Regions from separate parts of the Homo sapiens genome. Here region 2 is linked to region 1. The links are chromatin contacts, found by Hi-C or POLR2A ChIA-PET in ENCODE. All regions are on one chromosome and are shown on one strand. Each heading gives the region's core, a stretch centred on a gene start or an enhancer-like site at or near the end of the contact. The rest is flanking DNA. Distances are from core to core; before and after follow the strand shown.

Region 1 (4,230 bases), core at 105-2,604:
TACCCTTCCTTTGGGGCAGAATAAAGAGGAGGTGCTGCAGATAAGAGCAACATTCTAGGGAATGTTGCTAGGGCAACAAGTGGAAACACTTGGAAAAGTGTATTTGGCTCTATAGAAATTAGATTTAATTTTTTTTAAAAACAGAAGATGATCCTGGGTCCCTGGAGGACCTCATGGAGCAGAGTCAGCTTCTTGGCCTTGCCTTACCCACAACCTATGTGCTCCTCTGTTAAAAGGAAATATTTTTCCATTCTGCTTGAGGCACTGTGTTTTGTGTAACTTTGCTACAGCAACTTGGGCTATGCCCTAATACTAGATGTGTTCTAAATTTTCCACACTTGCTGTTTTCCCATTGGATGAAGGGCTTGTGAGACACAGCATATGTTAAAAAAAAAAAAAAGACTTCTCTATTACTCTTTTTCAAGGTGGCAGACAAAGTTCAAATTCACATTATAGGCTCTTTTAGTATATTACATGTCCTCAGCACTGGTACTTGGTTCCCTCCCTCCCTCCCTTCCTTCCCTCCTTCCTTTTTTCCTTCCTTCCCCTCCTTCCTTCCTCCCCCCACCCCCTTTGTCTTTCTTTCTTGAGACAGGGTCTAGCTCTGTTGCCCAGGCTGGAATACAGTACGTCCCATCCTTGCTCACTGCAGCCTCGAACATCTGTGCTCAATGAATCCTCCTGCCTTAGTCTCCTGAGTAGCTAGGACTGTAGGAGCATGCCACCATGCCAAGCTAATTTTCTATTTTTGTAGAAATTGGGTCTTACTATGTTGCCCAAGCCGGTTTTGAACTCCCTGCTCTTGACCTCCCAAAGAGTTGGGATTACACACGTGAGTCACTGTGCCTAGCCAGTACTCAATTTCATTTTGAAAGTTGTATTTCTGTTTTATTTTTGTTAAATGGAATTAAAATGTCTGTGCAGTGTCTATCATAACCTAGTACAAAAGCAATAAAACTATTGTAAGCACTAAGCAATGTGGTCATTATTGACTTCTTTTTCTAGCAAAGGAAAGAGATAGGAAAATGGCTTTTGCATGGGGAATTTAATGTGTCACAGAAAATGATATAGAAGATAATGTAAATTGTGATGATGTGAACGCGGAGTAGTTTGTGTCGAGCATGATGGCCAATGGCAGCTAACTATGCCCTTCTGGAAACAGATGCACCCCTTTGCGTATATCAAATCTCCAAGCTGCACTGCACCAAAAGAACCCTGGGCACCATGTTACTTAGCTGGAAGGAAATGGGGAAGCTGTGGGAACCCCTATAAAACTCCCTCTGACATATTTAGCCTGTGGCTTGTGGGTATTCACTCAAACTCCAGGAGTGTGGGTTACCTTTAGTCAAATCTGAAGGAGTTTTGCATCTGTCACCCAATGCAGAGCTGAAGGAGAGGGAGCAGGTGTGAAATACAACCCAGACTTCCTTTTTAGTCCCAGTGGGGGTACATTTTTGTCTCACTGTTACCCTTGGTAACTCTGGGATGGTAAATAGTGAGATGAGTAATTCAGAAAGTGGAAACGGAAAGTGTTACTATATCTGCTACGAAGCTTTGCATCAGAAAAGTACTTCCTTTGCTTCTAAAGAGACTTGAAGAGTTTTGGGCTTCTTCTTCTTCTCTCTAGGTAGCTTTTTATTATCTCATGTTATAGTTACTTACATAAACGTATTGCTGGGAATTCTAGTAGCACAGGGATTATAGGAGTTTCCTGTGATTTAACTAAATCACTGGTGTCTTCAATACCATGTCCATGCTTCCCCCACAAACATCAGAGAAAATGACTTCTTGGCATGGGAAGTTTATGAGTCCAGAAATAATCTATATTTAGTATTTTTGGCATGGAGCCCTCCATAATCTGGCTCCAGGCTGCCTTATTCCTAGGCTCTGCCTCTTCCCTCCGTGTGATATCATATCAGATGGCAGAGGCAATGGAACCATCAGACTAGATTGTGGTTTTGGGCCACAAAGCATGACCCATCAGTCTTTCAGATTCTTAGTAGATGGGATGACCCCATGAGCTTTACCACCATAATTTTATTTTTACACCCATGAAAGTCATGGGCACTAGTTGGTGAGATCCAGAGGCCAATCCTGAGGTCCTGAGATGGTTCTCCAGGAGGGAGGTGCGTAGGAAGTGAGAGGTCACACTGTCTTCTCACACTAACCTCAGCCTCAGGGTGTGAGGCCAGCTTCAGAGGGGAGACCACAGTTCTGGGGCCCAGCCGTTTCAGCCACTGCCTTCTTGCCTTCTTTACTAAGGTCGTTAACAAGCATACTCATTAGTGGCAATTTCCCTGGTGGTTTTTGTGATGTGGGATTTGTTTGCTATGAAATGGCTGAATCCGCAAATCATTTAAAATAGTCAATCCTACTGGAGATAGAAATAACTCCTTGCCTGTGTTGATCCTAGCTAGTGACCAGTGTCCAGGAGGTGAAATCTTGGGAAGAGAGGCCTGGGCTTCTGACTCAGCAGAAACCACCGTCTTGACATTTTTAGTCTTTTCTTTGGTCTTGTCCTACTATAGAGACTTCTTTCTACAGGCCAGATTTGACAAAATAGCCCTACCAAATCATAATCAGAGGTGCACCAGCCACCCTCCCCCAATAAATTTGGCCTTATTTCTTGTTACCCTGATGATGCTCAGGATTCATAATACATATCTCTAAGGAATCTCCAGATTTGTATAATACTTGAAACAGAATATCCAAGAAGAGGAGAAAAAGAAATGGCTACAATAGATCAGTCCTCCACCAGGAGTGGCTTGAATCTCAGGGGAGGTTTGACAATGTCTGGAGACATTTTTGGTTTTCACAACAATGGGAAGGGGGTTTGTACCACTGGTGTCTAGTGGGAGGTCCCAGGAAGCTGCTAAATGTCTTACAACATGCAGGACAGTCCTCTACAACAAAGAACTATTCAGTCCAAAATGTCAATAAGGCTGAAACCCTGAAATAGAGGAAGACAAAGAGGTCTTCATATATCCTGCAGTTTAAGAAATGGGTTTTAAATATTTACTGAGCATCTATTATGTATATAAATGGTGCTTTTTTTATGAGATGGTCCAAGGAATAAAAGTCACATTCACGAACATCAAAAAGTTTCCAGTTTACTTGGAGATGGTACATACACAATGAAATTGTGTGTTATTTATTACAGCAATACTTCACTTGCAATGGAGATTGATACTTATATTGGTTTGCTAGGGCTGCCATAATAAAGTTGGCTTAAATAACAGAAATTTATTTTCTTTCAATTCTGGAGGCTGTACGTCCAAGATCAAGGTGTCAGCTGAGTTGTTTTTTGCTGAGGCCTCCCTCCTTAGCTTGTAGGTGGCTGTCTTCTCTCTGTGATTTCACATGGTCTTCCTTCTGTCTTTGTCTGTGTCCTTATCTCTTCTTCTTATAAGGAGACCAGTTATTTTGGATTAGGGCCCACTCTATGTGCCCTCGTTTTAATGCAATGACCTTTTTAAATACCCTATCTCCAAATGCAATCACATTCTGAGGTACTGGCTGGTTAGGACTTCAACATATAAATTTGGGGAAGATGCAATGTAGCTCAGAACAGTACTCTCGGGTTATAACTTGGTAGCCAACGGTAGAAAGTTAAAAAGCAGCACAGAAATTCATTTTAGAGTATTATGTAAGAGCTGTCACACTAAGAAAAATATTTAAATTTTTCTAAAACTAAAAGAAGGAATATGCTTAAGAGATCTGTTGTACAACATGGTAACTGCAAAAGTCACAGCAAGTTAGTAATGGAGCTACTTTATAATTTACTTTCATCCTACCCTCAATTAATTTACTGGAATTCAACTACTGGGTAAAAGAAAACAAACAGAGAGGGCTTAGGGCAGATATCATGGGTCCTGGACCATTAAGCCTCAAACAGTCCAGCCTTGCTAGAAAGTTTAGGGGAAGAATTATGTGTTTAAAATAAACCTTAAAAAATTGAAGTATTATGATCATACAGAAAAGCGCACAGTCACCAGTGTTCAGCTTGATGAATTATGACACAGTGAGCACACCTGTATTAACCACAGCCAAGGTCAAGAAACAGAACTTCATCATAACCCCAGAGGTTCCCTTGTCCCACTCACTGCCAGCCCTGGTTTCTCTTCCTCCCTCTTGTAAACGATTTTAATGATTTTCCAGCCTCCCTCAGAGAAGAGAAGCACTTTGTTCAGGAGGCCTGGCCGAGGCTGGTGGAAGAGTGGAGGAATCAAC
Region 2 (4,297 bases), core at 573-3,072, 150 kb after region 1:
ATGGAATAAAACCAAGATGGTGGAGATGCTGATAAATGGAGCAAAATCAAGATGGTGGAGATGTTGATCTTCTAGCCATTCTCCACATTTATCCTACTTTAGTAGCTTTATTTTTCTCATATGCTCATGGATTTTTAAAATATACCTGCATTATCAAGATTTTTTTTCCAGAAAGAATCTGATAGATTAATTATCTCCACACTTTAGCCTTTAGCAGAAGTTAGGGATTGATAAACTGGCAGGGCAGGTGAGGATGGCTTGCCTCCAAAATGCTACCAGTCATAGGGGGCTCCCTTTCTTCTTGTAAGGAGAGTAACAATGGCTCTTTCTATTCCACCATTCTTGGAGAACAGTAATTTGTTGAAGAAAATGAAATGGAGTTTGTAGGTGAATGTGCATTTCAAGTTATAAATTAAAAAATAAAACTCTAGTACCACATAAGAGTTTTCTATGTATGTCTGTTTAAAGTCAAGAATAGCGGTGATATAATAACAATAATCCAAATTGATCAGCAGTTATAATTTTTCTCTTCTTTTGCTCTCCTCTACTGGGTGTCCCTGAACTCTGCTTCTTTGAACAATGTTGTTCACTCATCTGGATTAGCATAAAGACTCATTTTGGAAATTATATTCCACTATTGCTATTTGTTTTTACAGTTTTCAATTCAGCTCCTACTTAAGTTATTCAACATCACTACCATAGTTGATCTGTAATACCGAGAGCATGCACTCTCCATCAGTTAAAAAACAATGTCCTTGAAACATATATTAATCCATAGGTAGTAGAACATTAAAACATTTCTAATCCATTTCACTGAAGTTGCTGTGAACTGCAGCTCAACAAACAAGGAGGTTAGAACATCATAACTGATGGAGAAAACTCAACCCTGCCATTCCAGGTTGGTTGCAAGAATGCTGGGACGGGAAGCTCAGGGAAAGGAATCCAGAAGTTCAGCATGCAGCCTTGGTGTGGGTCAGGCACAGCCAACTGCTGAAGGTGTGTTTTGTGTCCAAGCTGGCAGGTTTACTAGGGTACGCCTCTTGAAGATGGTGGGTAGCCTGATTAGAGCCTAGAGTCAAGAATGTCAATGGGTTGGCCCTTCTGATGAGTTATAGTATCATGTCCCAGGAGAGCTAGATTTTCACGAACTCATTTCCTCAAATTCAAGGTTTTAGATAGTTTCTCTCCATGGCTATGAGGAAATGAAAATAATTAACTATGAAACAGTGACTTTGTCAGTCTTAGTGTTACTGCCATAAAACTTTCTGGCCATATGGGAGGAATTTGTTTCTCTGGTCTGATGTGGCCTGGTGTCAGCTGGAGGGGATCCATCTCAGCACTGATGTCACTCCTGGCCAGTTGTGTACTGTGTGCTTGGGTATCGAGTCATGGTCTGAAGTTCATCTTCATTGATCATCTCATAGTGAAGTTAATTATTTCTGAGACTCTGAAGTCATGGTCTGTTGTGAGTTCAATCAGGATGAAACTAGAATCATTAAAGAATGAGAGGGTTACTTTCTTCCTGCTGACTGGAGAGTGATTTTCAAACACTCCTTAGCAGTAGACTCTTTTGGTCAAACACACCTTTCTGCAGAATTCCAATATAGGAAATAGGTAAAAGTAGATGTTCTCTGGTACCCCTGGTGTCCAACCACAGACTTTACCCCCAGACACAGCATGAAGCCTGCTCAGGAAGAGATACCACTGACCAAAGTGGAAAATTCCTCTGCAAATTTGTACGGGAACAGAACTTGCTTGCACTGTGGTAGCACATGGAAAGAACCTGGCGACACTGAGGAATGTCATAGGAAGCAATTCTATGAAGCTTATTTCTGTGTTTACTGCAGGGATGTTGTCAAGGATGTGGTTGATGACATTCCACAGTGTTTCCTTTATGATGATCTGCTGAAGAAATTTTCCTCTCCCCTCAGGATGATGATTAACCACATTTCTCCTGAGCAGCTGGGCAGTTGACATCTTGTAGGTATTGTAAATTGTGGCCTGTCCCTATGTGTACCTATAGGGTAGGGTTCTCAAACCTTACTGCACACTGGAGTCATCTAGGGAGGTATTTAAATGCCAATTTCCAGGCTTACTCCAGACTAATTGCATCAGAATCTCAAGAGGGGGATCGACATCTTTAAAAAGTTTTCTGGGTGACCCAAAGAGTAGCCAGTTTTGAAAAAAACAAAAAAAAGGTTTATTTAATCAGGGAGCCTCTGAAGACACCTGGTTTCTGTTGAATATATCTTTTTTTTTTTAAATGAGAGGATATCCATGCATATGTATATATACATACTAGCTTATGATTATTAAATAAATGGTTAAAATAGTCATCTTCTTTTAGAGTAAAATTCAATTATTCTTATAGCTTCCTCCTGTAGTAAGGTGCTACTTAGGATTTTCCAAGAAGCAGACACCAAGTTGGAATTAGATGTGCAAGAAATTTACCAACAAGATGCCTGGGAGGGAAAATAGAGAGGAAGCTAGGAAGGGCTGTGACAGCTGATAGTGCCAGCTGTTGGTCTGAACTTTGGGAGGGAGAGAGTGAAGGAATAAGGGGTGGATGAGGAGTCCTAACTTGAGTGCAGTTGTAGGTAAGCCTGGCAAGGCTGATGGGGAGCCTTGAGTCAAAGTGATCAGTCAGAGAAGCTTGAGGCTCCCAGGGACGGGCCAGACTTAGGATCCTGCCGTTGTCTTAGCTATTGATGGGGAGCAACCGAGTAGGGTGATGTGGGGGCGTGAGGAGCTGGCCTTGTGCTAAGGCAATGGCGGGTTTCAGAGCGTAGCACTCGGGGCCAGCAATCCATGTGCTTGCTGTAGTTGCAGATCTGAGAAGCATGTTTTTCTGGCAGTCACAGTATATCACCTGAATTCCTTGCCCCCCCGATTCTTCCCATCATTTGTGTTTAGAAATAGCAAAGGATTGTGAGGAGTGAGGATGTGTGACACGAGGATGAAAGAAAGCAGCAGGGTCAGGAGAGTGGCAAATGGGGCTTTGTGAAGGTTGCTGCAGGGCATTAGATGGAGAATTAGTCCTGGTTCAGCAACAGATCAAAGAGAAAGAGGCAGGGTGGGGGCAGGAACAACTGGGAGAGGAGTGAGTAAAAAATTTGGAGCAGGAGTGAATAGACTGCTGGTTAGACCTTAGCAGAGAAAGATTAAAGTGTGGGTGTTACTTGCTCATAAGAAATAGACGCATATTTTCACCTAAGGGTGGCTACCTCGCCCCATCCAGCAAGGCACATTTCAGCTTTAATATGAAGAAACACACGTGATTTCTTTAGCATAGTGGTTTTCTTTCCTGGTCTTATGTTAGAATCATTTGGAGATCTGAAATATACAAATATCTGAAACTTTAACAGAATAATTAAATGAGAATTTTTGAGGGCAAGTGCAGATATCAGCATTTTTTAAAAGCACCTCTGGTGGTGCCAATGTGCAGCCCAAGTTTAGCTGCTTTACCAAATGGGTCTAAAAACTATTAACAGAGCCTGTGAAGGACCCATGAATAAAATATGCATTTATTCACATAAATCTCTGAGAATAATTCGAGGGTACATGCATTGCATAAGATGCTTCAAAGTGCTAAGATTTGTAAACATTTAAATCATCCATGAAAATTGTGTTTTCAGCCTGACTCTCCCTGTTTGCATCAAAGACCATGATAAAAACGTTATCTGCTCTGTCACATCAAAATTATGGATAGAACCGCTTCCCATTCCCTCTCACACACTTCTTTTGGAGGCAGAGTGAAAACGGGTTTCCATTCTTAACAGGTCAAAACAGATCTGAAGCAAGAATGTATAGGCCCACTGCACACACAGCAGAAGGCAACTCCTGCCTGAGGGTTCACTGTAACAATCATTCATTAAATACTTACCCTGTGCTTGGGGGACACTGAAGCAGATATGTCATAGGACAGGATGACTACTGGTACTCCTAGGACACCCAGACCCAGCCCTGCTTGAGAATGGGGAGGTCTGAAGATACAGATCCTAAAAAGGTGGGGCCTTCATAGTGGAAAGAGGAACGCCATTTGGATAGACATGAACCACCCAGGAGGCAGTCGTACATTGACTGAAGGACTAGTGGCAACGGTGGGGTAATTTCGTTTTCAGTATAAATCAGCAGTCATTAATTAATGAAGAACTTCTTATGTGATAGACACTGCAGGATGCTATGGAAATTTGTCTCACCTACTTTTTGAGGGTTCTCTGGTGCTGGCTTCTCCTCTTCCCTGACATGTTTCTGTGGTAGGCAGAATAATGGCTCCCACCTCACAAATGTCCTAATC

The links. Hi-C counts contacts between places; a loop is a spot of excess contacts on that map. ChIA-PET counts read pairs that join two places held with the same protein, here RNA polymerase II (POLR2A). Pooled maps may share reads with other maps.
Region 2: a loop to region 1 is called in a map with no recorded cell type, with 7 times the contacts of the local background. The contact joins two enhancer-like sites. A Hi-C loop is called at or near these places in 1 of 168 maps with a recorded cell type or tissue (B cell), 11 of 37 single-sample maps with no recorded cell type and 5 of 50 pooled maps. POLR2A ChIA-PET finds 5 or more read pairs at or near these places in 3 of 52 experiments (H1, PC-3 and activated B cell).

The regions. Positions count from the first base shown.
Region 1 is chr13:42,376,462-42,380,691 of GRCh38, forward strand. No RefSeq gene overlaps it. Among named protein-coding and RNA genes, the nearest start is that of LINC02341, 46 kb to the right of the region's middle. RefSeq lists an enhancer at 1,548-1,627. Within about 2 kb of position 1,355, at least 5 of the 41 ENCODE cell types and tissues checked have a DNase peak (open chromatin) inside an H3K27ac peak, as active enhancers do.
Region 2 is chr13:42,523,474-42,527,770 of GRCh38, forward strand. No RefSeq gene overlaps it. Among named protein-coding and RNA genes, the nearest start is that of TNFSF11, 49 kb to the right of the region's middle. RefSeq lists an enhancer at 1,000-1,119. Within about 2 kb of position 1,823, at least 3 of the 41 ENCODE cell types and tissues checked have a DNase peak (open chromatin) inside an H3K27ac peak, as active enhancers do.